Regions from separate parts of the Homo sapiens genome. Here region 2 is linked to region 1. Evidence: read pairs that join two places in POLR2A ChIA-PET (ENCODE). Cell type or tissue: IMR-90. All regions are shown on one strand. Each heading gives the region's core, and the rest is flanking DNA. Links, peaks and the distances in the headings are about the cores only. Region 1 has its middle 48 kb from the start of SNAPC3. Region 2 has its middle 12 kb from the start of TTC39B.

Evidence for each region. ChIA-PET counts read pairs that join two places held together with the same protein. Peaks named below come from ENCODE experiments on the same cell type or tissue, not always from the same donor. Only the 100,000 strongest peaks of a DNase experiment are listed, where the experiment ranks them.
Region 2: POLR2A ChIA-PET joins it to region 1 with 10 read pairs; 5 of 35 experiments call an interaction of 5 or more read pairs at or near these places.

The regions. Positions count from the first base shown.
Region 1 is chr9:15,366,533-15,382,321 of GRCh38, reverse strand. No RefSeq gene overlaps it. Among named protein-coding and RNA genes, the nearest start is that of SNAPC3, 48 kb to the left of the region's middle. In IMR-90, for the core only: no CTCF peak of the experiment used is centred there; a DNase peak (open chromatin) is centred at 8,941; H3K27ac peaks cover 2,432 bases.
Region 2 is chr9:15,312,178-15,325,980 of GRCh38, reverse strand. No RefSeq gene overlaps it. Among named protein-coding and RNA genes, the nearest start is that of TTC39B, 12 kb to the right of the region's middle. In IMR-90, for the core only: no CTCF peak of the experiment used is centred there; no DNase peak of the experiment used is centred there.

The DNA of each region.
Region 1 (15,789 bases), core at 4,440-12,439:
TGAAGTATAACCATCCAATTACTTTTATTCTAGGTGGGGGAAATATGGCATTAATAAACTTTGATCAAAATTATTTTACTATTAATTGTTGTGGTACCAATGAAAACATTTTAAGAGGAAAATAAGAAGGCTTTGAAGTGGTTCTTTTTTTTTTTTAGATTCAGGGTCTTGGTCTGTCACCTAGGCAGTGGCAGGATCATAGCTCACTGTAGCCTGGGCTCAAGCGATCCTCCCACCTGAGCCTCCCAAGTAGCTAGGAATCTAGGTATGTACCACTGTGGCCAGCTAATTTTTTTAAACTCTTAGCCTCAAGCAATCCTTCTGCCTTGGCCTCCCAAAATGCTAGGATTATGTGAGCCACCATGACCCACCCCTGAAGTGGATCTTTATACAGATTAAAAATGGTTAATTCAGAATGTTCATTTCCAACTTTTGACTAAGTCATGAAGCCAACAAGGTGCTGGAAGGAGCAAGAAGGAGCAGGACTGAGGGCCAGTGGTTAAGGGGTTAACATGGTGAGAATGGGGCCTCCCTTTATAAATGGTGTTTCCCAGGCTGGACTGTTTCCTTCAAGTGGCTCAGGAGGCAATAGTGAAAAGATCTAGGGCTTTTTTAGGAGCCTCAGTTTCCTCATCTGTAAAATGGGCATACCAATAATGACAGATATGGACCATATGAAATTACAGATATTCAACCATTTTTTGGTTGACAGAAATGGCAATTTCATATGAAAAGGGTAAATGGGTAAGATTAGTGGAAGAGTAGATGGGATATAGGTACATTGTAGGGGATCAATCTTTATTAACAGGTTTAGGCTTGGGCTGGCGGCTGAGGTGATCTCTGGCCTGAAGAGCCAAAGGTAGCTCTGAGGCTTTTAATTCAGCTCCTGGAACAGGCAGACGGGACAGCGAGATCACCCCCAGCTCTGGGCTCTAGTCAGTTGAGCTGCTGCCTCTTTAGCAAGACCTTGGTTTTTTGTTTTTTTTTTTAACCAACAAATATTCTGGTTCAGTATTCTGGGTAAAAAGGATCCCAGGGTTGGCTGGGCGCAGTGGCTTATGCCTGTAATCCCAGCACTTTGGGAGGCCGTGGCAGGCAGATCACCTGAGGTCAGGGGTTTGAGACCAGCCTGGCCAACATGGTGAAACCCTGTCTCTACTAAAAATACAAAAAATTAGCCGGGTGTGGTGGCACATGCCTGTAATCCCAGCTACTTGGGAGGCTGAGGCAGGAGAATCACTTGAACCTGGGGGGCGGAGGTTGCAGCGAACTGAGATTGCGCCACTGCGCTCCAGCCTGGGCGACAGAGTGAGACTCTGTCTTAAAAAACAAAAACAAAAAAGAATCCCAGAGTTGAAAAGACCAGGAGAGCATGGATAATGAAACTGAAGACTGGTCAATTAAAGCCCTTATTTGTTCAATAGCACTTTCTAACCAGAAGCTGCTGAAATAGAAAACAAAATGGACTGATTTTCCTTTTATACCCCTATCTGCACACTGAGGCGGGGAAATGAAAGGGATTGAAGTTATCAAAAGCCAGACAGGAGGGGGGGAAAGTGAGAGACAAAAGGGTGGGGAAATCTTTAAACTGGTTAATCAATTCCTCAACTATTCACATCAAAATTAAGTCACTACTAGTTGAATAAATGAATGAACATCTCCTTTAATTCTGATAACACCTCTACTGGTGTTACTATCCCACTTTACAGAGGAGGAAACTGAGGGAAAGAGAGATTAGACAGTATTTCTAAAATGATTCCAAATAAACTCAAGTGTTATTTCATACCCACAAGATGTTAAGTGTACTGTGCAGTATAGACAGCTGGCTTTCAACACATTTATTTTCTCTCTCTTGATTTCAAAAACTCTATTGTAATAAAATTTGCCTGGGCAGTCTTACAATAAGCCCATTCTGTTTCATGTTGTCATCTGCTCAGCTTCTCCAGGTTATCATCTGACAGCTATTTTTCCGATTGATTTTCTTATTTTAGTTGCTGTTTCTTCTGGTGTTAGAATTTTTATTTTTATTATTTATTTATTTATTTTTTATTTTGTTTTTGAGACGGAGTTATCAGGCCTCAGCCCAAGCTAAGCTATCATATCCCCTGTGACCTGCACATATACATCTAGATGGCCTGAAGCAACTGAAGAACCATAAAAGATGACATTCCACCATTGTGATGTTCCTGCCCCACCCTAGCTGATCAACTGACCTTATGACAATACACCCTCCCCGCCCTTGCAATAATGTACTTTGTGATATTCCCCGGCCCTTAAGAAGGTACTTTGTAATATTCTCCCTGCCCTTGAGAATGTACGTTGTGAGATCCACCCCCTGCCCATAAAAAATTGCTCCTAACTCCACCGCCTATCCCAAACCTGTAAGAACTAATGATAATCCCACCACCCTTTGCTGACTCTCTTTTTGGACTCAGCCCACCTGCACCCAGGTGATTAAAAAGCTTTATTGCTCACACAAAGTCTGTTTGGTGGTCTCTTCATACAGATGCATGTTGACGGGAATCTTGCTCTGTTGCCCGGGCTGGAGTGCAGTGGTGCAATGTTGGCTCACTGCACCCTCTGCCTCCTGGGTGTTAGATATGAGTTCTAAATTTCTTTTCAAAGAATCAATATGTCAGTATGTTCAATTCTTTGCCTTCTACTTTTAAACTTCCTCATAAAGCAAGCTTTTTTGATTACCTGCTCCACCCTGACTCATTTCAATCACCTGCTCCACCCTGACTCATTCCTATTACCTACTCTGTCATAATCAAAATTCCCACCAAACCACTCACCCTGTCACTCTCTTTTAATTAGCCAGTCGGAATTAGTTTAGCCTGTGTGGTCTAACCCTAGCCAATAGGGGAACAACACAGCAGCAGGGGCCACGTGGGTCAGGGATAAGAACCCCTTCCCCTGGCTGGGAGAGGTGGCTCGTGCCCTTAATCCCAGCACTTTGGGAGGCCGAGGTGGGTGGATCATGAGGTCAGGAGATTGAGACCATCCTGGCTAACACGGTGAAACTCTGTCTCTACTGAAAATACAAAAAAATTAACCGGGTGTGGTGGCGGGCGCTTGTAGTCCCAGCTACTCGGGAGGCTGAGGCAGGAGAATGGCATGAACCCGGGAGGCGGAGCTTGCAGTGAGCCGAGATCGCGCCACTGCACTCCAGCCTAGGCGACAGAGCAAGACTCAGTCTCAAAAAAAAAAAAAAAAAAAATCCTTCCTCTCCCTTGTCCAAGTGCGTGCTCACCTTTGCTTCATCTGTAAGGGCGCACCCTTCTATAGAAGTACCTAGCCTTGCTGAGAATTAAAAAGAAAATTTTATATTCGAGTGCTATTTCTTTTGTGGCACTGAAACTTTATACGTAACACGGGTTCAAGCAATTCTCCTGCCTCAGCCTCCTGAGTAGCTAGGACTACAGGCACATGCCACCACGCCCAGCTAATTTTTGTATTTTTAGTAGAGACGGTGTTTCACCATGTTGGCCAGGATGGTCTCAATCTCCTGACCTTGTGATCCACCCACCTTGTCCTCCCAAAGTGCTGGGATTACAGGCGTGAGCCAGAATTTTTATTTTTAATTCTATGATTTAGATTGCTGAAGTTATGTTCATACTTTCTTTAAAAATCTAACTTAACTAGGATGCAAAATGTGGAGGGAATTTCTTCAGTGTTAAGGAGGGTAGAGAATAATCATCATGTTAGTGGTATTAATGAATGCAAGCTGCTTAGACATTAATTTTTTCATCCAGGAAGGAAAAAATAGAAATGTCCAATTATTTGAATTGGGTTTTAATAAAGATAAATGTAAAATGAAAACAGATTTTCTTCTTTTTAAAAACAGCATTTTTCTATTTTCAGCACTTCATGTGTCTCATCATAAAAACTTTGGAAATTACAGGAACATATAAAGAAGAAGTAACAATTCCAAATTCCTCCTCCATGAGAGAGCTACTGTGAACCTTCTAGTGTGTGTTTCTCTCCAGCCAAGAAAAGAGATTTCTTAAGATGGAAAGAATCCAGCTGGAAAATAACAAGATCAGTGAAGTGACAGACCAAAATTCAAGGAAAAAAAGGTGAACCAACTGAGAAACCTTTTAATGCTTTCTACCCTTGCTCTGATACAATCGGTTCTTAGCAAGAGAAGACAGTGTGAACTTTCAAATTGCTCAAAAACACTTTCAGGCTCTCATAGACACGTAAACCAAAAAGTGACCGAGGCAGATCTCAATCAATTCAGAGGTTTATTTTGCCAAGGTTGAGGATGTGCCTGGGGCTGGGGGGCAAGAAACACAAGTCACAGTAGGATCTGTGTCCTGTGCTTTTTTCCAAGAGAGTTTTGGAAACTTCAGTATTTAAATAGGAAAGAGCAAACAGGAGGATGAAGAAAGTGAAAAAAAAAGGAGGGGTAGGCAATGAGGCAAGTGGTTATATTCTTGTGAAACTCTGATTAGCACTCTGTGAATCTACATTTTACATGTGAAGAGAAAGGGGAGGAGTCAGTTATGCAGTCCTCTTGGCTCAGTAAATCTACATTTCACATAAGACAAAATAAGCATGTGAAATTACAGCTATGTGTTTGGGAATGAAAGGAAGGCAGTTTTCGCATTGACTCAGTTCTCAAGCTTAACTTTTTCCTTTGGCATAGTGAGTTTGGGGTCCTGAGATCTCATTTTCTTTTCACAGATATACCTCTTCCACCAGAGTTAGTACAGTAATTGGCAATTCTAGCCCTTTTTACAATTGGGCATTCCCATGAATATTATAGGAGAGGTCTGGAATTTGGTATTTAAGGTTATTTGGATTATTTTTATTTAAGTGTAAGTGATTTCCATGAATGCTTCTGCTGTTGCAAATTTTTAGGGAAAAGGAAAAGTGAATACAAGACGACTTTACCTTGTAATTAAAGAAGAGAGGAGTTTTGGGGGCAGAGAAGAGAGAGGGACACAGACCAGAGATGAGTATGGTGTGTGCTCCTGCCCAGATCTCTGGCCTGGGCTGAGCCTGAAGCTGGAGGAGTTGATTTGTTGAGAGACTTTGAGGATGTGAAGAACTGGGCCTTCAGGACCTGGTTGCAGCTTGTGGCACTGATGGAGGCAGAGGTCAGCCTGCTCTGGCATCAGGTTTAGGTTTGGGTGATAGCACCTTTGAGATCAGCTTAGAGATCTCTCAAAGGTGTCATTAGCAGTGGCATGATCTTGGCTCACTGCAACCTCCACCTCCCAGGTTCAAGCAATACTCCCTGCCTTAGCCTCCCAAGTAGCTAGGATTACAGGCACCTACCACCACACCTGGCTAATTTTTGTAATTTTAGTAGAGACAGGCTTTCGCCATGTTGACCAGGTTGGTCTCAAACTCCTGACCTCAGGTGATCCGCCCATCTTGGCCTCCCAAAGTGCTGGGATTATAGGCAGGAGCCACTATGCTTGGCCTCTGGAGTGCAGTGGTGTAATCTCAGCTCACTGCAACCTCCATCTCCTGAGTTCAAGCAATTCTCCTGCCTCAGCCTCCCGAGTAGCTGGGACTACAGGCACACACCACCATGCCCAGCTAATTTTTGTATTTTTAGTAGAGACGGGGTTTCACCATGTTGGCCAGGATGGTCTCAATCTCTTGACCATGTGATCTGCCCACCTTGGTCTCCCAACGTGCTGGGACTACAGGCGTGAGCCGCCATGCCTGGCCTGGTATCTTTTAAGTGAAGCATTTAGGCCATTTATATACAACATTTGTATTGAGATGTAAGGTACTGTTCTATTCATCATGCTAATTGTTGCCTAAATACCTTGTTGTTTTTTTTTCATTGTGTTATTGTTTTATAGGTCCTGTGAGATTTATGCTTTAAGGAGGTTTATTTTGGTGTATTTCAAGGTTTTGTTTCAAGATTTAGAACGTCTTTTAGCATTTCTTGTAGTGCTGGCTTGGTAGTGGCGAATTCTGTCAGCATTTGTTTGTCTGAAAAAAATTATATCTCCTTCATTTATGCAGCTTAGTTTTGCTGGATACAAAATTCTTGCCTGGTAAGTATTTTGTTTGAGGAAGCCAAAGATAGGACCACAATCTCTTCTGGCTTGCAGGGTTTCTGCTGAGAAATCTGCTGTTAATCTGATAGGTTTTCCTTTATAGGTTATCTGATGCTTTTGTCTCATAGCTCTTAAGAGTCTTTCCTTCCTCTTGACTTTAGATAACCTGATGACTATGTGCCTAGGTGATGATCTTTTTGCACTGAATTTCTCGGATGTTCTTTGAGTTTCTTGTATTTGGATGTCTAGATCTCTAGTGAGACCAGGCAATTTTCCTCAATTATTCCCTCAAATAAGTTTTCCAAACTTTTAGATTTCTCTTCTTTCCCAGCAACACCAGTTATTCATGTGTTTGGTCATTTAACATAATCCCAAATTTCTTGGAGGCTCTGTTCTTTTTTTTTTTTTTTCTGAAACAGAGTTTCGCTCTTGTCGCTCTTGATCTCTTGATGTGGTGCACTCCCTCTTTCCCTAGGGATGGGGTCCTGCGAGCCAGACTGCAGTGATTTTTATTGCTCTTCTGGGTCTAGCCACTCAGCTCCAGGCTCCAGGCTGGTGCTGGGGAAGGTCTGCAAAGAGTCCTGTAATGTGATCCATCTCTAGTTCCCTGAGCCATGGCTGCCAGCACCTGCTCCAGTGGAGATGAAAGGGGAGTGGATGGCCAGGCATGGTGGCTCGTGCCTGTAATCCCAGCACTTTGGGAGGCTGAGGTGGGCAGATCACAAGGTCAGGAGTTCAAGACCAGCCTGACCAACATGGTGAAACCCCATCTCTACTAAAAATAAAAAAATTAGCTGGGCGTTGTGGCACGTGCCTGTAATCCCAGCTACTCAGGAGGCTGAGGCAGGAGAACCACTTGAACCTGGGAGGCGGAGGTTGCAGCAAGCCGAGATTGCATCACTGTGCTCCAGCCTGGGTGACAGAGTGACACTCTGTCTCAAAAAAAAAAAAAAGAAAGAAAGGGGAGTGAACTGGACTCTGCGAGTCCTTGGTTGTAGTTTTGTTTAGTGTGCTGGTTTTCTTGAATAGTGATTATACTAGCAGTGAAGTTGTCACGTGGACAGACTCAGGACCTCTGGTTAGCTAGGGTGTTGCAGGCAGTGGAATTAGCTGTTGTTTTCTCCTTTAGAGCCGGGTCGTTCTGTTATGTGTTACTGTGATGGCTTGAGTTGATGGCCTCCAACCAGGAGGTGGCACTTTTAAGAGAGCACCAGCTGTGATAGTAGAAGGGAGATATAGGCTAGTTCTATATTGGCCAGGATAAGTTCTCAGGTTTCTCAAGCGATGGGTGGGGCCATTGAGCTCCCAAGAGTTTATGTCTTTTGTCTTCAGCTACCAGGGTGGGTAGACAAAAACCATCAGGTGGGGGCAGGGTTGGGTGAGTCTGAGATCAGACTCCCCATGGGTGGGGCTTGCTATGGCCACTGTTGGGGGTAGGGGAGTGGTTCTCAGAGCAATGGAGTTATGTTCCCAGGGGATTATGGCCACCTCTGCTGCATCATACAGGTTGCCAGGTAAGTGGGGGAAAGCCAGCAGTGACAGGCCTTACCTAGCTCCCATGCAGCCAGCAGGGCCAGTCTCACTCCCACCATGCTCCCACCAACCGCACTGAGTTTATATCCAAGCAGCCCGCATGCAGGGGTGAGATCTTGCCCCAGGGTACAAGCCTCCCTATTGAGAAAGCAAACAGGGCTCTCAGGCTTCACCCCTTCCCACCTGCCTGCACTGTAGGCTGTGGCTTCTGCGCTTGTATCGGCACTTCCCCATTTGCCCCACCTGATTCTGTTCAGAAAAATTAGTGCTCAGTCAAAATTATTACAAAGTTCAGCTAGGAGCTTTCTTCTCTCTGTGGCTCCTCCCCAGTTCCACTGGCTGTCTTCACTTCCCCAAAGACCTCTGTGAGATAAAGCCAGGAATGGCTTCACTAGGCTTGAGCTGGAGACTGGGAGTGCCTACAGGGATCTTCCCACTGCTTCTTCTGCTTTTATATTTCACTCAGCTCCCTAAATCTGTTTCAGCTGTAGGTAAGGTTAAATCCTTCTCCTGTGACCTGGATTTTCAGTTTCCCCAGTGAAGATGTGTGTTTGGAGGCTTTCTTTTCCTCCTCTCACACTTTGGGAACTCACAGTTTTTTGGCTGTCTTGTGGTGTTTGCAACGGCAAGCCACTTCTTTCAAAGGGTCTTTGAATTCTTTTGGTTTTCCTGGTATGTTCCTGCAGTGGTTCTTGAAGCAAAAGTTCACAATGTGAGTCTCCAGACACTGTTCTGTCTGTCCAAGCAGGAGCTGCATGTTAGTCCTGTCTCCTATCCACGATTTTTCATTAGTTCTAATTTAAGTCTTCTCTTTTTTATTTTTGAGACAGAGTCTTGCTCTGTTGCCAGGCTGGATGTAGTGGCATGATCTTGGCTCACTGCCACCTCCACCTCCTGGGTTCAAGTGATTCTCCTGCCTCAGCCTCCCGAGTAGCTGGGACTACAGGTGTGCGTCACCATGCCCAGCTAGTTTTTGTATTTTTATTAGAGATGTGGTTTCACCATGTTGGCCCGGTTGGTCCCGATCTCCTAACCTCTGGTGATCTGCCCACCTTGGCCTTCCAATGTGCTGGGATTACAGGTGTGAGCTACTGTGCCTGGCCCTAAGTCTTCTTTTAAGCTCTGAGCACTGGATCTCCAAAAAGAGAATTATGAGGCTAGATGATGCTTTTACAGTGCAACTTTTTTTTTTACAAAGACATTTCTCTAAGTGTCTAAACTACATTCTTCCTTATTTTAAACATCAAACAGTAGCCTCTGTTGTAATAACTATTTTAGCTGGAAAAAAATCAGATAACACAATATAGAAGCAAGCAGTTTAAGATCTGAGAGAAAACACATTTGTTTACATTCTTGGGGTTCAACAGGGAAAAAGAGGTTTCTTCCTTAAAAGGAGTTTGGTAACTTCTCTGTTTACTTTAAGGAATCCCAGGATGTTAGACACTATTTTTCTAAAAAAACTTTCTCAGTAAGAACATGGTCATAGGAGAAAAAAATGAAAAACAAAACAAAACAAAAAGGCCTTTTAAATACACACACACACACACACACACACACACACACACACACGATTCTATAGCTTTTACTTCAGAACTCTAGCCATGAGTTATTAATACAAATTCACAGGCTTGCAAAAAGCAAACACACAAAGAAACAAACAAAAAATGGTTGGCTCCAAACAGTGGTTTTTATCTCAGTAGAAAACAGCAGGCCAGGCATAGTGGCTCATGCCTGTAATCCCAGCACTTTGGGAAGCTGAGGTGGGAGGACTGCTTGAGCCTCGGAGTTTAAGACCAGCCTGGGTGACATTGTGAGACCCTATATCAAAATAAATTATTTTAAAATTTTTTTAAAAAGAAAAAAAACAGTGGATTTAAAGAAGGCAGAAAAGAAAATAGAGAAAAAGAGAACTTAGAAACCCTATAATTACATTTCGAACTTTGGGCTCTTTTCCCTTGACGTAAATGTGCAGAAAGACCATAATATGTTCATTTTATACAAACACTTGCAAGGAGTGGCACCATAAAACCAACAGAGCGCCTGAAAGCTGTCATTCTTCTTGTTTTTTCCTCATTCTTAGATTATTTGTTGCCCACTTTTTTTTTCTTGAAAAGGAGGGGCTGAGCTGTGGTCTAGAGTTCAGTGTGGTGGGTTAAGTGTGCTGGTTGTGGGTTGGACTCCACCGTGTCACCACAGAGTTCTTGACGCCCTCTTACATGTCTCAGTTTCTCTCTCCAGAGGTCTAAGCACCTCTGGGAGGGCTCAAAGCACGGAGTGACCAGGTCCTATATGCACTTCCTGGACAAGCCCTTTTTAAACTAATTTTGTTGGGGGTTCCCTGAAGGCCGCCGCATGTCACGGGGGTCAACCCCACAGACATTCCCATGTGGCCCCCTGTCACCCAGGGGTTCTTTTTGGCTGGGAGAAACAAAATGGCCTTCTCTTCAGAGCTGAGGGAACTCAGTCTCTTATTTACCTATGAAAACAACATTTCAGTTCCCAAGGCAAATATGCACAGGCAAGCCAAATCAAGATTACTTTTGGAAGAAAAAGTAATGGAGAAGCCCCGTTAGAATGTACCTCCGAACTAGAAGTAAGATCCTAAACAGGCCGGGCGTGGTGGCTCATGCCTGTAATCCCAGCACTTTGGGAGGCCGAGGCGGGCGGATCTTGAGGTCAAGAGATAGAGACCGTCCTGGCCAAGAAGGTGAAACCCCGTCTGTACTAAAAATACAAAAATTAGCTGGGTGTGGTGGTGCGTGCCTGTAGTCCCAGCTACTCAGGAGGCTGAGGTAGGAGAATGGCATGAACTCCGGAGGAGGCAGAGCTTGCAGTGAGCTGAGATCGTGCCACTGCACTCCAGCCTGGGCGACAGAGTGAGACTCTGTCTCAAAAAAAACAATCCTAAACAATAACTTCCTCGGAGGAAAAAATCGGCTCAGAACAAATTAAGGACCGTCGACCAAAGGGAGGTCCAGGGCTCAGGAGGACTTGTCAGCTCCACTGGTTGGAGAAGCTCGAAGTCAGGGAGGCTTCAATGGTTCCCTGCTAGTACCTTAGCTCCGAGTTTGGCTAACTCCTTCAGGGTCCTGAGTCTTCTCTGAGGCACCAAATTACTGTCAACAAAAAGAGTCAACAATAATTACTTAAGGGATTTATTCTGAGCCAAATATGAGTGACCATGGCCTGTGACACAGCCCTCATGAGATCCTGAGAACATGTACCCTGGCCAAGGAGGAAGTCCATTCAGATGGTTTTGGGGGGCATTAGAATTGTATTTTTGATTTACAGTGTCACCAGTAGGGTGAAATATGTGTGGCTGTGTTTTGGAGGGTGCTAAATTTTAGGTTGAGAAGAGGAGAAGCAAAGGAAAAACAGGAGAGAGAAAGAAAAAGGAAGTGTGGGAGTAGGGAACGAGGAAGAGGACAAGAGGAAGGGAGAAACCAGGAGAACGAGTGCCAGGAAGAGGAATTGGCAGGACTCCTTTCCCAGACACCGCAGCAACCACCTCCGGTGATAGGGTCGGGGTAGGGGAAGGATCCTGGGGCAAAGTCCACCAGCAGGACGAACTGATCACTGGGCAAGCAGTCACTGTAAAACAAGCCTAAGAAGAAATGCAGGCCAACAGACGAGAATGAAGGCAGAAGATGGAGGTGGGCTCCAGAGAGAGAGAGAGAGAGAGACAGATCCCGAACAAGCAGCTGCCTACAATGTAAGAAGGTTTCTGAGGCAGTGTGGGGCCATGCACTGAGGGGCACAGCGGGAAACAGTCCTGAAAACCTGGCAGGCTTGCTGCCGAAAGCTCCCGCTCTTTGTTGTTACTTTGGAGAGAATACTCCCACTTGGTACCCTGCTAATCAACAAGCTTACTAAGTTCTGAGTCATCAATTTTCTATTCTTTTTTGGGAAATGATGCTGAAGAGAAATACTGTAACCATTGGACTAATTCTGCTCACCTCTATCAAGGCCATACTGGTGATCCCTGTGACCCCAGCCCTTGTGTACGATCTGTCCTGGAAAGTATTATTTAATTTCTGATGCAAATGTGGCAATGCCCTTCCATCAGCAGAGGCAGGCAAAGCTCCCGAGAGTGAGGAGGAGGGATGGTGTTACCATGGTAACGAGATGACCAGCTGAGTGTAGATGGAGCTAAGCATCTTTCTACTGAAGAACAGGAGTAGCTATCCTTAGCCTCTACTTGTACCTGAGGAGTCACAGCCGATTTACATAAACCCCTCACTTTTCATTAAAAGCAAACATACAAAAGGATTGAGGAAGGCAAATTTTCTCTCTCTTCTTGAGCTGTGACTTCTATCTCTTAAAAAAATAAAAGCAAATTTAAAATAATAAGAGCTAACGTCTCCTACTGGGGAGGAAATTAAGAACAAATGTCTGGGAAGCGGGTGCTCTTTAACACCATTTAGGTTTTTTGATTTGTTGTTTCTAATTAAGATATTGGTTTCTGCTGAGGGCATGCGTAAGGTAGGTTAGATTTTAAAATACTTGCCAGCCTTTGAAGGATGAGACATATTAGCTAGTAAGCCAGTTTATTAGTGATGTAACATGAAACAGCTTACTTACCCTTTTTAAGCTACATTACAATAAATGTACTTCCTCCTAAGGTCAACACTTAAAAGTCAAAACACTCATACTGGATGTTTGTTTACAAACAAATTTCTGATGGCAGTGCTGAGGACCAGAATATGCTGCTCCAAAATAATGGTTTTTTGGCATAAGGATTATTTTGAGCTGATTATTTTGAGAAACTGCAGACACAGGAGAAATTCTGAAAACAGAGTACTAGAAGTTATCGTTTTGTAAGAGAAATTTATATCTATAAAGGGAATCTCCATTTGTAAGAGTGCCTCCTTCTCTGTACCAGGAAGAGATGGATGACAAAGTCACTAAGATGTGTATAAATGGAGAAGGCACTGGCTGAAATCTGCATAACAAACCTTACCCTTGTTTTTCCTGAGCATCTCCACATAACCAGCCTTCCCAATATCATTCTTTCTCGTTTCAGCACACGATGGTATTTAAGACTAAATTTAAAGCCATCTCTTTGAGATTTACCAATTTCAACAGATATCTCCTATGTACACATGTTAATAAACCTGTTTGTTAATCTGTCTTTGGCTACAGATGTCTGTCACTCTGTCCCAACCAAGAACTACAAAGGATAGAGAGAAAATTATTTTCCCTTTTGTACAGCAAGATTGACTTTTTTTAAATATCCCAATGCTATAGCAAATTGAATGTATACTCTAAGAGTTTTGGCTACAAGAATGTTTATAAGTAATCACTCACATGAACACTCATACATTGGAGGTGAGAATGAAAAGGGGACAGCTGCTTTGGAAAACAATTTGGCAGTTAAACACACTTACCATATGTGATGGTTAATTTGATCTAATTTAATTTTTATTTTTTTGAGACAGGGTTGTGCTATCACCCAGGCTAGAATGTGGTGGTGTGAGCATGACTCAGGGCAGCCTCAACCTCCCAGGCTTGAGAGATCCTCCAACCTCAGTCTCCCAAATAACTGGGACTACAGATGCATCCCACCATGTCCAGCTAATTAATTTTTTTTTTTTTGTATCTATGGAGTCTTACTATGTTGCCTAGTCTTGAACTCCTGACCTCAAGCCATCCTCCCCTCTCAGTCTCCCAAAATGCTGGGATTACAAGTGTGAGCCCACTGTGCCTGGCCCATATGTGATGGTTAATTTTATATGTCAATTTCACTAGGTTATAGTACCCAGTTTTTTGGTCAAGCATCAGTATAGATGTTGCTATGAAGATATTTTAAAGATGTGATTAACATTTACGATCAGTAGATTTTGAGTAAAGCTGATGATCTCACCTAATGATGGGTGGGCCTCATCCAATCATTGGAAGACCTTGAGAGCAAAAGCTAAGGTTCCCCAAATAAGAAGCAGTTCTGCCTCAAGACTGCAACACAGAAACCTTGCCTGACCTTTCAGGCTCCTGGCCTCCTTGGTAGATTTTGGACTCAAAACTGCATCAACTCTGTATTAGTCCATTCTCATGCTGCTAATAAAGACATACCCAAGACTGGACAATTTACAAAGAAAAAGAGGTTCAATGGACTCACAGTTCCACATGGCTGGGGAGGACTCACAATCATGGCAGAAGGCAAAGGAGGGACAAAGGCATGTCCCACATAGCAGCAGGTAAAAGAATCTGTGCAAGGGACTGCCCTTTATAAAACTATCAGATCTTGGCCGAGCATGGTGGCTAATGCCTGTAACACTAGCACTTTCAGAGGCTGAGGCGGGCAGATCACCTGAGGTCAGGAGTCCAAGACCAGCCTGACCAACATGGGGAAACCCCGTCTTTACTAAAAATACAAAAATTATACCAGGCATGGTGGCTCACGCCTGTAATCCCACAGCTTTGGGAGGCCATGGTGGGCAGATCACGAGGTCAGGAGTTTGAGACCAGCCTGGCCAATATGGTGAAACCCCATCTCTACTAAAAATTCAAAAATTAACCAGGTATGGTGGTGTGTGCCTGTAGTCCTGGCCACTTGACAGACTCAGGCAGGAGAATCACTTGAACCTGGGAGGTGAGGTTGCAGTGAGCTGAGATCGCACCACTGCACTCCAGCCTGGCGTCAGAGCGAGACTCCATCTCAATAAATAAATAAATAAATAATAAATAAAAATTTAAAAATTAGCCAGGCATGGTGGCACATGCCTGTAGTCCCAGCTACTTGAGAGGCTGGGGCAGGAAAATCTCTTGAACCTGGGAGGTGAAGGTTGAGGTGAGCAGAGATTGTGCCACTGCATTCCAACCTGGGCGACAGAGTGAGACTCCAGCTCAAAACAAAAACAAAGACAAAAACAAAAACTTATAGTCACATAAAGATGTGTACGTTAATGTTTACACCAGCTTTATTTATAATCACCCAAGATGGAAACACAATCTACATGTCCTTCAATGGAGGAACAAATTGTGGTTCTTCCATGTGATGGAATACTACTCAGTGATAAAAAGGAATGGGCAGGCTATTGGTATACACCACTACTTGGATCAAACTCAAAAGCATCATGCTGAATAAAATAAGCCTGCATAATGAATGAAATAAATCTGCATGAGTGTATTTATTATTATTATTTTTTAGATGGAGTCTCACTCTGTCACCTAGGCTGGAGTGCAGTGGTGTGATCTCAGCTCCTGCAACATCCACCTCCTGGTTTCAAGCAATTCTCCTGCCTCAGCCTCCCGAGTAGCTGGGATTACAGGTGTGTACACCATGACTGGCTAACTTTTGTATTTTTAGTAGAGATGGGGTTTCACCATGTTGGCCAGGTTGGTGTCAAACTCCTGACCTCAAATGATCCACTCGGCTCGGCCTCCCAAAGTGCTGGGATTACAGGCATGAGCCACCATGCCCAGCCTGCATGAGTGTATTTAAATAGAATTTTGGGAGAGCCAAAAGTATAGAGATAGAAAGTAGATCAGTGGTTGCCAGAGGCTGGAGTAGGGGTGGGATTGCCACCAAAGGACCATGAGGGAATTTTTTGGGTGGTGTAAGTGTTCTATATCTTGATTACTGTTACATGACTGTATGTATTAATCAAAACTCATAAATTTATATACTAAAAATGGTAGTTTTACTGAATATAAATAATACTTCAAAGAACTTGACTTAAAAAACAGTTATATTATGATCACTGTTATAATCTCACCTATTCTGTTGGAAGACTTGGTAAGGAAATCAGTTCTAACAAATCACTGCTTTTCCAGAAAGACATAAGTACTTCATGGCTAAAATGTAAAATAAATGTTTTTTCTGGGGTAACAGAAATTACCCATAGGTATAAATCCTCATTTATTTAAGATTACATCCAATATTTGCAGTTTCTTTTTTTTTAAGAGACAGTCCTGGCCGGGCACAGTGGCTTACACCTGTAATCCCAGCACTTTGGGAGGCTGAGGCGGGCGGATCACCTGAGGTCAGGAGTTCGAGACCAGCCTGGCCAACAGGGTGAAACCCCGTCTCTACTAAAAATACAAAAATTAGCCAGGTGTTGTGGCAGATGCCTGTAATCCCAGCTACTCGGGAGGCTGAGGCAGGAGAATCACCTGAACCTGAGAGGCGGAGGTTGCTGTGAGCCGAGGTCATGCCATTACACTCCAGTCTGGGGGACAAGAGAGAGACTTTGTCTCAAAAAAAAAAAAAAAAAAAAAAAGAGAGAGACAG
Region 2 (13,803 bases), core at 3,826-11,825, 56 kb after region 1:
CCTCCAGTGCCATCCATGTTGTGAGAGACATGACTTCGTAGAACACTTTTTCATGTGCTTGTTAGCCATGTATAGCTTCTTTGGAGAAATGTCTATTCATGTTCTATCTTGTTATTGAATTGGGTTGTCTAATTGTTGTCCAGTTGTAACAGCTTAAAAAAATATTTCAGATATTAGACCTTTATCAGATGTATGGTTTATAAATAATTTAAACAAATTTTTATTTTATTGTATTTATTTTAGAGCCAGGAATCTCACTATATTGCCCAGGCTGGACTCAAACTTTGGGGCTCAAGCAATTCTCTCAACTTAGCCTCATGAGTAGCTGGGACTATTGGTGTGAGCCACTGCACAGGCTCTGAAATTATTTTTGCCATTTAGTAGGTTTTCTGTTCACTTTCTAGGTAGTGTTCTTTGATGTACTAAAGTTTTAAAATTTTAATTTTTTTTTTTTTTTTTTTTTTTGAGACAGAGTCTTGTTCTGTCACCTATCCTGGAATGCAGTGGCACAATCATAGCTCACTGTAACCTTGAACTCCTGGGCTCATGTGTTCCTCCCAAGTAGCTGGGACTATAGGCACTTGCCACCATGAATGATTAATAAATTTATTTTTTTTTTTGGGGATGGAGTCTCACTCTGTCGCCCAGGCTGGAGTGCAGTGGCATGAGCTTGGCTCACTGCAAGCTCCATCTCCCAGGTTCACGCCATTCTCCTGCCTTAGCCTCCTGAGTAGCTGGGACTACAGGCACCTGCCACCGTGCCTGGCTAGTTTTTTGTATTTTTTTAGTAGAGACGAGATTTCACCATGTTAGCCAGGGTGGTCTCGATCTCCTGACTTCATGATCCACCCACCTTGGCCTCCCAAAATGCTGGGATTACAGGCATGAGCCACTGCACCCGGCCCATGAATAATTTTTAAATTTTTTTTGTAGAGACAGCATCTTGCTATATTGTTCAGGCTGGTCTCAAACTCCTGTGCTTGAGCAGTCATCCAGCCTTAGCCTCCCAATGTGTTGGGATTATAGGTGTGAGCCACTATGCCCAGTTTTAAATTTTGATTAGGTCCCATTTATTTTTTCTTTATTGCTCCTGCTTTTGGTGTCATACCTAAGAAGCTGTGAAATCCAAGGTTCTGAAGATATGCCCCATGTTTTCTTCTTAGGATATTATAATTTTAGCTTTTACTTTTAGGTCTTTGATGCATTTTTAGTTAATTTTTATGTATGTCGTTGTTAGTGGTCCAACTTCATTCTTTGGATGTAAATGTCCAATTGTCCCTGTACCATTTATTGAAGAGACTATTCTTTCTCCATTAAATGGTCTTGGCATGCTTGTCAAAAATCAATTGGCCTTAGATGTATAGGTTTATTTTTTGGCTCTCAATTCTATTTCATTGGTCTTTATGTCAATCTCTATGCCAACACCACAGTGTTTTGATGACTACAGCTTTGTAGTATGTTTTGAAATCAGAAAATATGAGTCCTCCAACTTTGTTCTTCTTTTTCATGATTGTTGTATTTGTCTGTTCTCACACTGCTATAAGGACATACCTGAGACTGGGTAATTTATAAAGGAAAGAGGTTTAATTGACTTACACTTCTGCAGGGCTGGGGAGGCTTCAGGAAACTTACAATCATGGTGGAAGGGGAAGCAAACACATCCTTCTTCACATGGTAGCAGCAAGGAGAAGAAGAATCAGTGCCCAGTGAAAGGGAAGGCCCCTTATAAAACCATTAGATCTTGTGAGAACTCACTATCATGAGAACAGGATGGGGTAAATTGCCCCCAGCATTCAATTTTCTCTACCTGGTCCCTCCCATGAGATGTGGGGATTATGGGAATTACAATTCAAGGTAAGATTTGGGTGGGGACACAGCCAAATCATATCATTCCATCCCTGGCCCCTTCCAGATCTCATGTCCTCACATTTCAAAACACAATAGTGCCTTTCCAACAGTCCCCTAAAATCTTAAGTCATTCCAGCATTAACTCAAAAGTTCAAGCCCAAAGTCTCATCTGAGACAAGGCAAGTCCCTTCTGCCTATGAGCCTGTAATATCAAAAACAAATTAGTTACTTCCCAGATACAATGGGAGTACAGGCATTGGGTAAATTCGCCCTATTTCAAATGGGAGAAATTGGCCAAAATGAAGGGGCTGCAAGCCCCATGCATGTCCAAAATTCAATGAGGCAGTCATTAAACCTTAAAATTCCAAAATGATTTCCTTTTACTCCATGTCTTACATCCAGGGCACACTGATGCCAGAAGTGGGCTCTCATGGCCTTGGGCAACTCTGCCTCTATAGCTTTGCAGGGTACAGCCTCCCTCCTGGCTGCTTTCACAGGCTGGCATTGAGTGTTTGTGGCTTTTCCAGGCTCATGGCACAAGCTGTCAGTGGATCTACCATTCTAGATTCTGGAGGATGGTGGCCCTCTTCTCACAGCTCTACTAGCCAGTGCCTCAGTGGGGACTCTGTGTGGGGGTTCTGACCCCACATTTCCCTTGTGGACTGTCCTAGCCGAGGTTCTCCATGAGGGCTCCAGCCTTGCAGCAACCTTCTGCCTTGACATCCAGGCATTTTCATACGTCTTCTGAAATCTAGGCAGAAGTTTCCAAACCTCAATTCTTGTCTTCTGTGCACCCGCAGGCCCAACACCATGTGGAAGCTGCCAAGGCTTGGGGCTTGCACCCTCTGAAGCCATGGGCTGAACTGTACCTTGGCTCCTTTTAGTCATGGCTGGAATGGCTGGAATGCAGGGCACCAAGTGATGCACACAGTAGGGGGGGTCCTGGACCCAACCCAGGAAACCATTTTTCCCTCCTAGGTCTCTGGGCCTGTGATGGGAAGGGCTGCTGCGAAGGGCTCTGACATGCCCTGGAGACATTTTTCCGATTGTCTTGGTGATTAGCATTTGGCTCCTCATTGCTTATGCAAATTTCTGCAGCTGGATTGAATTTCTCCCCAGAAAATGGATTTTTCTTTTCTACTGCCTTGTCAGGCTTCAAATTTTTCAAATTTTTATGCTCTGCTTCCTGTTGGAGTCTGCTGCTTAAACATTTCTTCTGCCAGATATCCTAAATTATCTCTCCCAAGTTCAAAGTTCCACAGATCTCTAGGGTAGGGGCAAAATGCTGCCAGTCTCTTTGCATAGCAAGAGTGACCTTTACTCCATTTCCCAAAAAGTTCCTCATCTCCGTCTGAGACCACTTCCGCTTGGACTTTATTATCTGTATCACTATCAGCATTTTAGTCAAAGCCATTCAACAAATCTCTAGGAAGTTCCAAACTTTCCCACATTTTCCTATCTTCTTCTGAGCCCTCCAAACTGTTCCAACCTCTGCCTGTTACCCAGTTCCAAAGTTGCTTCCACATTTTCAGATATCTTTACAGCAGCACCCCACTGCCTGGTACCAATTTACTGTATTAGTCTGTTTTCATGCTGCTATAAGGACATACCTGAGACTGGGTAATTTATAAAGGAAAGAGGTTTAATTGACTCACAGTTTTGCAGGGCTGGGGAGGCCTCAGCAAACGTACAATCATGGTGGAAGGGGAAAGAAACATGTCCTTCTTCAAATGGTGGCAGCAAGAAGAATGATGCCCAGAGAAGGGGGAAGCCCCTCATAAAACAATCGGCTCAGCCAGGCGCGGTGGCTCACACCTGCAATCCCAACACTTTGGGAGGCCGAGGCAGGCAGATCACAAGGTCAGGAGTTCGAGACCAGCCTGGCCAACATAGTGAAACCCTGTCTCTACTAAAAATAAAATGATAATAAAACAAAACAAAACAAAACAAAACAAAACAAAACAAACAAACAAAAAAAACTAGCCAGGCATGGTGGCGGGTGCCTATAAATCTAGCTACTTGGGAGGCTGAGGCAGGAGAATCACTTGAACTCAGAAGGCAGAGGTTACAGTGAGCTGAGATGGCACCACTGCACACCAGCCCAGACGACAGTGTGAGACTCCGTCTCAAAACAAACAAACAATCAGCTCTTGTGAGAACTAACTCACTATCATGAGAACAGGATGGGGCAAACTACACCCAGGATTCAATTATCTCCACCTGGTCCCTCCCACAACATGTGGGGATTAAGGGAACTACAATTCAAGACGAGATTTGGGTGGGAACACAGCCAAACCATATCATTTGTTTTGGCTATTCAAGGCCCTTTGCAATTCCATATGAATTTTGATATTAGCTTTTCCATTTCTGCATAAATAGGCCATTGGGATTTTGATAGAGATTGCATTGAATCTGTAGGTCACTTTGAGGAGTTCTGACACTTTAATAATATTAAGTCTTCCAATTTATGAGCATAGGATATCTTTCCATTTATTTAGGTCTTCTTTAATTTCTTTCAGCAATGTTTTGTAGCTTTCTGTGTACAAAACACTGACCTAGGTTTTCTAGTTTGTTGATGTACCATTGTTTGTAGTATCCTTTTTTTTTTTTTGAGATGGAGTCTCGCTGTGTTGCCCAGGCTCGAGTGCAGTGGCACGATCTCGGCTCACTGCAAGCTCCACCTCCTGGGTTCATGCCATTCTCCTGCCTCAGCCTCAGCCTCCCAAGTAGCTGGGACTACAGGTGCCCGCCACCACATCTGGCTAATTTTTTTGTATTTTTGGTAGAGACAGGGTTTCACTGTGTTAGCCAGGATGGTCTTGATCCCCTGACCTCGTGATCCACCCACCTTGGCCTCCCAAAGTGCTGGGATTACAGGCGTGAGCCACCACGCCTGGCCCATAGTATCCTTTTATAATTGTATTTCTGTAAGGTCATTAGTAATGTTTCCACTTTCATTTCTGATTTTAATAATTTGAGTTGTTTCTCTTTTTCATCTTAGGCTAACTAGAGATTTGTCACTTTTGTTGATCTTTTCAAATAATCAACTCTTGGTTTGATTCATTTTCTTTATATTGTATTTATGATTTTATTTCTCTCTACACTTATCTTTATCATTTCCTTCCTTCTGCTAGCTTTGGTTTAGTTCAGTCTTCTTTTTATAGCTCCTTAAGGCAGAATGTTAAGTTATTTATTTGAGATCTTTCTTCTCTTTAATATAGGTTTTCTATCCTTTTTGCACATACTAAACATTTTTTATCTTTTCTTCCAAAGAATGCTTTGGTATTTGATGAACTTTTCTGGAATTATTTCAACCTTCTTCACAGTACAACATCTATGATTTTTATAGATTCCCTGTGTGTCAGCATTGCCACAAAAAGAAATTTTCAGTCCACTAAGAGTTTATGGCTTCAAAGATCTTAGCACTGCCTTGGCCGGGTGTGGTGGCTCATGCCTATAATCCCAGCACTTTGGGAGGCCAAGGAGGGCAGATCACCTGAGGTCAGGGATTTGAAACCAGCCTGGCCAACGTGGCCAAACCCCGTCTCTACTAAAAACACAAAATTAGCCGGGTGTGATGGCACACACCTGTAATCCCAGCTTCTTGGGAGGCTGAGGCAGGAGAATCGCTTGAACCCAGGAGGCAGAGGTTGCGGTAAGCCAAAATTGTGCCATTGCACTCCACCCTGGGAACAAGAGTGAAACTCTGTCTCAAAAAAAAAAAAAAAAAGAACTGCCTTATAATGACAAAACAAACTAAGTTATGGTGGGAGGTGAGTGGTAGAGAAGAAGCTCACAAGCTTCTGGGATATGTCTGTTGTACTAGATAGCTTTGAGGGTATCTATATTTTTCCTAGTCTCTCCAAAAAAAAAAAAAAAAAAAAAAAAATCTCCAGTCTGGGCACAATGGCTCACGTCTGTAATACTACCACTTTGGGAAGCCAAGGAGGGAGGATCACTTGAGGACAGGAGTTTGACACCAGCCTGGGCAACATAGTGAGACCCTGTATCTGCTAAAAAAAAAAAAAAAAAAAAAAAAGGCTGGGTGTAGTTGCTCATGCCTGTAATCCCAGCACTTTGGGAGCCCGAGGCAGGCGGATCACAAGATCAGGAGTTCGAGACCAGCCTGGCCAATATGGCGAAACCCCACCTCTACTAAAAATACAAAAAATTAGCCAGGCGTTGTGGCAGGTGCCTGTAGTCCTAGCTACTTGGGAGGCTGAGGCAGGAGAATCACTTGAATTCAGGAAGCAGAAGTTGCAGTGAGACGAGTTAGCGCCACTGCACTCCAGCCTGGGTGACAGAGCAAGACTCTGTCTCGAAAAAAAAAAAAGAAAAAAAATTAGCTGAGTGTGGTGATGCATGCCTGTAGTCCCAGTTACTCAGGAGACTGAGGCAGGAGGGTCGCTTGAGCCCTGGAGTTCTAGGTTAGAGTGAGCTAGATTGTGCCACTGTACTCTAGCCTAGGCAGCAGAGCAAGACCCTATCTTTAAAATAAAGTAAAATAAAAATGATCTCCAGACCAAGGTTATATCCTTTATAAAATATCCTTCATAAAAGGGTCTTAACATGTTTATCCTCACTCAGTAATGACTTTTGGCAGTCATGTAACATCTTGCATCCTTAGTTTCCTCTTCTGTAAGATGTAAGCCCTGCCTATCTCACAGGATTGTTGTAAAAGTGCTAAGAAAATAATAAAACAGATCATCCATACAGAAATGACACTCTTCTGAGCCCAGCAGTAACTGCTGAGCCAGATCAGAGACTCTCAGGCCACATGTGAGGCCCATCAACCTGGTGTCTACTTTCCAACTTTTAAATGTGTTTCCAGATAAATCTCTCTGCTGGGAAACTAATAGGGAAATTCGAGTTAGCCAGAAACTTAAAAAAGACATTAATGGCTGGGCACAGTGGCTCACCCCTGTAATCCCAGCATTTTGGGAGGCCGAGGCGGGCGGATCACCTGAGGTAGGGAGTTCAAGACCAGCCTGACCAACATGGAGAAACCCCGTCTCTACTAAAAATATAAAATTAGCCAGGCGTGGTGATGCATGCCTGTAATCCCAGCTACTAGGTAGGCTGAGGCAGGAGAATCAGTTGAACCTGGGAGGCAGAGGTTGCCTGAGCTGAGATCACGCCATTGCACTCTAGCCTGGGCAACAACAGCAAAACTCCGTCTCAAAAAAAAAAAAAAAAAAAAGACATTAATGTATGTACATGGTATAAAGTATATAGAACATCATAAATTGTTTCACTTTAACCAGGCACAGTGGCTCATGCCTGTAATCCCAGCACTATGGGAGGCTGTGGTGGGCAGATCACTTGAGGTCAGGAGTTCAAGACCAGCCTGGCCAACATGGTGAAACCCCATCTCTAGTAAATATACAAAAAATAGCCGGGTAATGTGGCACATGCCTGTAATCCCAGCTACTGGGGAGGCTGAGGCAGGAGAATCGCTTGAACTGCAGTGAGCTGAGATTGCGCCACTGTACTCCAGCCTGGGTGACAGAGCGAGACTCCATCCCTAAAAAAAAAATAAATAAATAAATAAATATGTTTCACCTTATGTCTTCCCACCAAGTGCATGGCTCATGCCTGTCATCCCAGCACTTTGGGAGGCTGAGGCAGGTGGATTGCTTGAGCCCATTGAAACCGCCTTTGCAAAATTATGACTGAGACAGTGAAAGAGATCTAACTTAGCTGACTCCGTATCTTGCTTCTAACCTCCAAGCTGTCCTTGTTCATTCCTGGGAGTAGGTTGAACTAACTTTGGGAGAAACTTAATTTATAGTTTAAAACAAAGATGACAACAGCCCTTTCCCAAAGCTGACCTCCTTTTTGCCTGGGGACTAGGTTGCCTTTGTAGGACTAACATTAGCCACAAGATTAGAAATTACGGTTTAGGAGTCACATAGCTGGAGGCTACAAGATTCTGACCCTACCTAAACTGCTCCTAAAATCAGTGCTTGAGATATTTTGCAGACCTTGCACTTGATGAATTAGCTGATACCACCCAGATGGATAAACTGGCTCATCTGATCTTGTGGCCCCGACCCAGGAACTGACTCAGTGCAGGAAGACAGCTATGATTACATGTGATTATGGGCCTCACGTGTAGCCTGAAGACTCCCTACGATTTCATTTCTGACCAATCAGCACTCCCGGCTTACTGGCTTACCCCCACCCACCAAGTTTTCCTTAAAAACTCTGCTCCCTGAATGCCCAGGGAGACTGATTTGAGGAATAATAAAACTCTGGCCTCCCACACAGCTGGCTCTGTGTGAATAACTCTCTATCTCAGTTCCGTTGTCTTGATAAATTGGTTCTGTCTAGGCAGTGGGCAAGGTGAACCCCTTGGGCAGTTATATCAGGAGTTTGAGACCAGCCTGATCAACATGCCAAGATCTCATCTTTACAAAAAATACAAAAATTAGCAGGCTTTAGTGGACATGCCTATGGGTACCAGCTGCTCAGGAGTCTGAGATAGGAGGATCACCTGAGCCCAGGAGGTGGAGGCTGTAGTGAGCAGAGGTTGTGCCACTGCACTCCAGCCTGGGCGACAGAGCGAGACTCTGTCTCAAAAAAAAAAAAAAAAAGACTTCTCTTCCCAACACAGTAGCTAGCATGACATTTGGGGGAAATTACTTAAGATATCTGTCATTTTAGGAATGTGTTAAATCATCTTCTTGGCTAATTCCAGTCACCACATCCCAGTTTCCATTATAATTGTGGATCAAGAAGGTCTTCCTTCAGTCTAATCTCTAGAATCCCAGAACCATAGTCTTTAAGATATGGAAGGTTATATATGTTAACCCCTCATTCTGTATTACACACACACACACAGGGCACGAAAAGAATGGAAGTAAACTGTTCAAGGTCAGAAACCCAGGTCTCAAGGACTAGGAGATGCGGCTTTATTACTGATGGTCTGTTATCTGTGTGGAGTCAGGCTGTGGCTTGGAGCAGTGAGAACCAAGCTTTACGTATATTTATCAGTCAATCAGACAAAATAAAATTTTATGAAAATAAAGTGGTTTTATTGAGTCACATGAAAAAAAGTCACATAAATTGTTTCACTTTAACCAGGCACAGTGGCCCATGCCTGTAATCCCAGCACTTTGGGATTTAGGTTGAACTAACTTTGGGAGAAACTTAATTTATAGTTTAAAACAAAGATGACGAAAGCCGTTTCCCAAAACCGACCTCCTTCTTGTCTGGGGACTAGGTTGCTTTTGTAGGATTAACATTAGCCACAAGATTAGAAATTATGGTTTAGGAGTCCTGCAGCTGGAGGCTACAAGATTCTGACCATCCCTAAACTGCTCCTAAGATCAGTGCTTAGATTTTTTTCCTTATTGAAGGAAAAATACCAAGGGAAAAATTGTTACAGCTTTTCATTTAGGTTAGACCACATGTGCTAAGTAGCAACATGTCTCAGTCCGTGAAGGCTGCTATAACAAAATAAAATAGACTAGCTAATTTATAAATAATTGAAATTTATTTCTCACAGTTCTGGAAGCTGGGAAGGCCAAGGTGAAAGTGCTAACAGATTCAGTGTCTGGTAAAGGCCCACCGTCTGCTTTAGAGATGGTTTGTGTCCTCAAATGGTAGAAGGGGCAAGGCAGCTCCCTTCAACCTCTTTTATAAGAGCACTACTCCCATTCATAAAAATGGAGACTTCATGACTTATGACTTAATCATTTCCCCAAAGGCCCCACTTCTTAATCCTTTCACATCGAGCATTAGGTTCCAACATGAATTTTAGGGGGACACAAACATTCAAACCATAGCACAACACAAAAGTACTTTTCTAGTCTTTCCTCCTGAACTCGTAGTTGATGGGCTACATCTGGAAGCCAGGTAGGCTGCTTATGCTTGAAAGGGTGCAAATTGCTTGCCATGATTTAGAACAGTGGTTCTCAAAACGTGATTGCATAGCGGCAGCAGCAGCAGCAGCAGCAAGTGGGGCCTACCTCAGACTGACCTAATTGGAGACCCTGGGGATTGGAGCCAAAAATCTGTGTTTTAACGAGTTCCAGGTGTGTGTTCAAGCTTGCGAACCATTGTTTTGTTTTTTTTTTTTTTTGAGACAGAGTCTCATTCTGTCACCCAGGCTGGAGTGCAGTGGCGCGATCTCGGCTCACTGCAAGCTCCTCCTCCAGGGTTCACGCCATTCTCCTGCCTCAGCCTCCTGAGTAGCTGGGACTACAGGCGCCCGCCACCACGCCTGGCTAATTTTTTTGTGTGTGTTTTTAGTAGAGATGGGGTTTCACCGTGTTAACCAGGATGGTCTTGATCTGCTGACCTCATGATCCGCCCGCCTCGGCCTCCCAAAGTGCTGGGATTACAGGCGTGAGCCACCGCACCTGGCAACGAAACATTGTTTTTTAGAGACACTTAGAACTAATCATTATAGTGCTGAGTCATAACTGATTTTTTTTTGTTTGTATTTTGTTTTTTTTTAGACAGGGTCTCACTCTGTCACCCAGGCTGGAGGGCAGTCATGTGACCATAGCTCACTGCAGCCCTTCAAACTGATAGGCTCAAGCAAGCCTCCCGTCTCAGCCTCCAAGGTGGCTGGGACTACAGGCACGTGCCATCACACCCAGCTAATGATTTTAGAATATAAATGTTACTATGAGTAACTCTTACAAAGGTTTGTATCTGTGACTCCTTCTATAGGTAGGTGAATTTAGGAGCTGCTTAATATAAACCCAAAGTGCCCAATCAGAAGTGTAAATGCTAGGCCTAAAAGAGGCAGTGAGAGTAGAATTGCTGAAGATGGTCAAAATAATTACTGGTTTATTAAACTATGCAGGAAATACAATGAGAATATCATTTTTAAAAGATGCTAGTATCCTCCAAAAAGTAGAGAATATTTGGATTTGTGGGACAATAAAAGATCCTAGCAATATGAGAAGAAAGATGCCAGAATAAAACGCACAACAGAATCAGAGACCTGGGGAGGTCTCCTCAGGACAGAGGCGGTACATAAAGGCATGCCTTGGAGATATCACAGGTTTGGTTCCAGACCACTGTAATAAAGTACATATTTCAATAAAGTAAGTCCCACAAAATTGTTGATTAACCAGCGCACATAGAAGATAACTTTATACTACACTGTAGTCTACTAAATATGCAATAGCATTATGTCTTAAAAATGTATGTACTTTCATTAAAAAATACTTTATTGTTAAACAATGCTAACAACCATCTGAGCCTTCAGTGACTTGTAATCTTTTTGCTGGTGGAAGAGGTTTCCCTGTTGTTGATGGCTGCTGACTAGTCAGGTTGGTCATTGCTGAAGGCTGGGGAAGCCACAGCAACTTAGTCAAATAAGACAACAATGAAATCTGCTATACCAGTTAACTTTTTTTTTTTTTTTTGAGATGGAGTTTTGCTCTTGTTACCCAGGCTGGAGTGCAATGGTGCAATCTTGGCTCACTGCAACCTCTGCCTGCTGAGTTCAAGTGATTTTCCTGCCTCAGCCTCCCAAGTAGTTGGGATTGGGATTACAGGCATGTGCCATCACGCCTGGCTAATTTTTTGTATTTTTAGTAGAGACAGGGTTTCACCATGTTGGCCAGGCTGGTCTCGAACTCCTGACCTCAGGTGATCTGCCCGCCTCAGCCTCCCAAAATGCTGGGATTACAGCCGTGAACCACCATGCCTGGTATCTGTTAACGCTTTAAGAAAGATTTCTCTGTAGCATACCATGCTGTTTGATAGCATTTTACCCACAGTGGAACTTCTTTCAAAATGGCAGTCAATCCTCCTAAACCCTGTTGCTTTATCAAGTAAGTTGATGTAATATTCTAAATTAGCTGATGTCATTTCAACAATGTTCATAGCATCTTCACCAGGAGTACATTCATCTCAAGAAAACCCTGTCTTTGCTCATCCATAAGAAACAATTCCAGGTTAGGCATGGTGGCTGACACCTGTAATCCCAGTGCTTTGGGTGGCTGAGGAAGGATGACGTGGTTTGGCTCTGTGTCCCCACCCAAATCTCATCTCAAATTGTAATCCCCAAAATCCCCACAATCCCCACATGTTGAGGGAGGGACCTGTTGGGACATGACTGTATCATGAGGGAGGTTTCCCCATGCTATTCTTGTGACAGTGAGTGAGTTCTCACAAGATCTGATGGTTTTCTAAGTGTTTGACTATTCCTCTTCCTACACACGCTCACTCTCTTGCCTGCTGCCATGTAAGATGTGCTTGCTTCCCCTTCTGCCATGATTGTAAGTTTCCTGAGGCCTTCCCAACCATGTGGAACTGTGAGTCAAACCTCTTTCCTTTACAAATTACCTAGTCTCCGGCATGTCATTACAGCAGTGTGAAAACGGACTAAAACAGAGGAGAATTGCTTAAAGCCAGGAGTTTAAGACTGGTCTGGGCAACATAGTGAGATCTCATCTCTACAGGAAAAAAATCAGTTGGGTGTGGTGGTGGTGCTTGCTGGTTGTCCTAGCTACTTGGGAAGTTGAGGTGGGAGGATTGTTAGAGCCCAGGAGTCTGAGCCTGTAGTGAGCTATGATTATGCTGCTGTACTCCAGCCTAGGTGACAGAGTGAGACCCTATCTCTAAAACAAAACAAAACAAAACAAAACAAAACAAAACAAAACCAACCAAAAAAACCACCACCTTATCCATTCAATTTTCATCATGAGAGTGTAGCAATTTAGTCACATCTTCAGGTTCCACTTCTGATTCTACTTCTCTTGCTATTTCTTCCACATCTGCAGTGACTTCCTCCACTGAAATCTTGAACCCCTCAAAGTCATCCATGAGGACTGGAGTCAACTTCTTCTAAACTCCTGTTAATGTTGATATTTTGACCTCCTCCCATGAATTACAAATGTTCTTAATGGCATCTAGGATAGTGAATCCTTTATGGGTTCTCAATATACCTTTACCAGATCCATCAGAGGAATCACTATCTATGGAACCTATAGCCTTAGGAAATAAGTATTTCTTAAATACTAAGTCTTGAAAGTCAAAATTACACCTTGATTCATGGACTGCAGAATGGATTTTTTGCTAGTGGGCATGAAAACAACATTAATTTCCTTGTACATTTCCATCAGAATTCTTGGGTAACTAGCTGCATTGTCAATGAGCAATATTTTGAAATGAATCTTTTTTCTGAGCAATAGGTCTCAACAGTGATCCTAAAATATTCAGTAAACAATTCTGTAAACAGATGTGCCATCATCCAAGTTTCGTTGTTTCATTTATAGAGCACTGGCAGAGTAGATTTAATATAACTTTTAAGGGCCTTGGTTTTTTTTTTTTTTTTTTTTGAGATGGAGTGTTGCTCTGTTGCCAGGGTGGAGTGCAGTGGCACAGTCTTGGCTCACTGCAACTGCCATCTCCCGGGTTCAAGCGATTCTCCTGCCTCAGCCTCCTGAGTAGCTGGGACTACAGGCACGCACCACCACCCTCAGCTAATTTTTATATTTTTAGTAGAGACAGGGATTCACCATGTTGGCCAGGATAGTCTCAATCTCTTGACCTCATGATCTGCCTGCCTTGGCCTCCCAAAGTGCTGGGATTACAGGCGTGAGCCACTGCGCCCGGCTGGGACTTGGTATTTTTTGAATGGTAAATGAGCATTGGCTTCAATTTAAAGTCATCAGTTGCATTAGTCTCTAATGAGAGAGTCAGCCTATTCTTTGAAGCTTTGAAGTCAGGCCTTGACTTCTCCTCTGTAGCCACAAAAATTCTATGTGGCATCTTCTTCCAATAGAAGGCTGTTTTGTCTACATTGAAAATCTTTTGTTTAGTGTAGCCAACTTCATCAATGATCTGAGCTAGATCTTTTGGATAACTTGCTGCAGCTTCTTCATCAATACTCACTGCCTCACCTTGTACTTTTATGTTTTGGAGATGGCTTCTTTCCTTAAACATCATGAACCAATCTCTGCTAGCTTGCAACTTTTCTTCTACAGC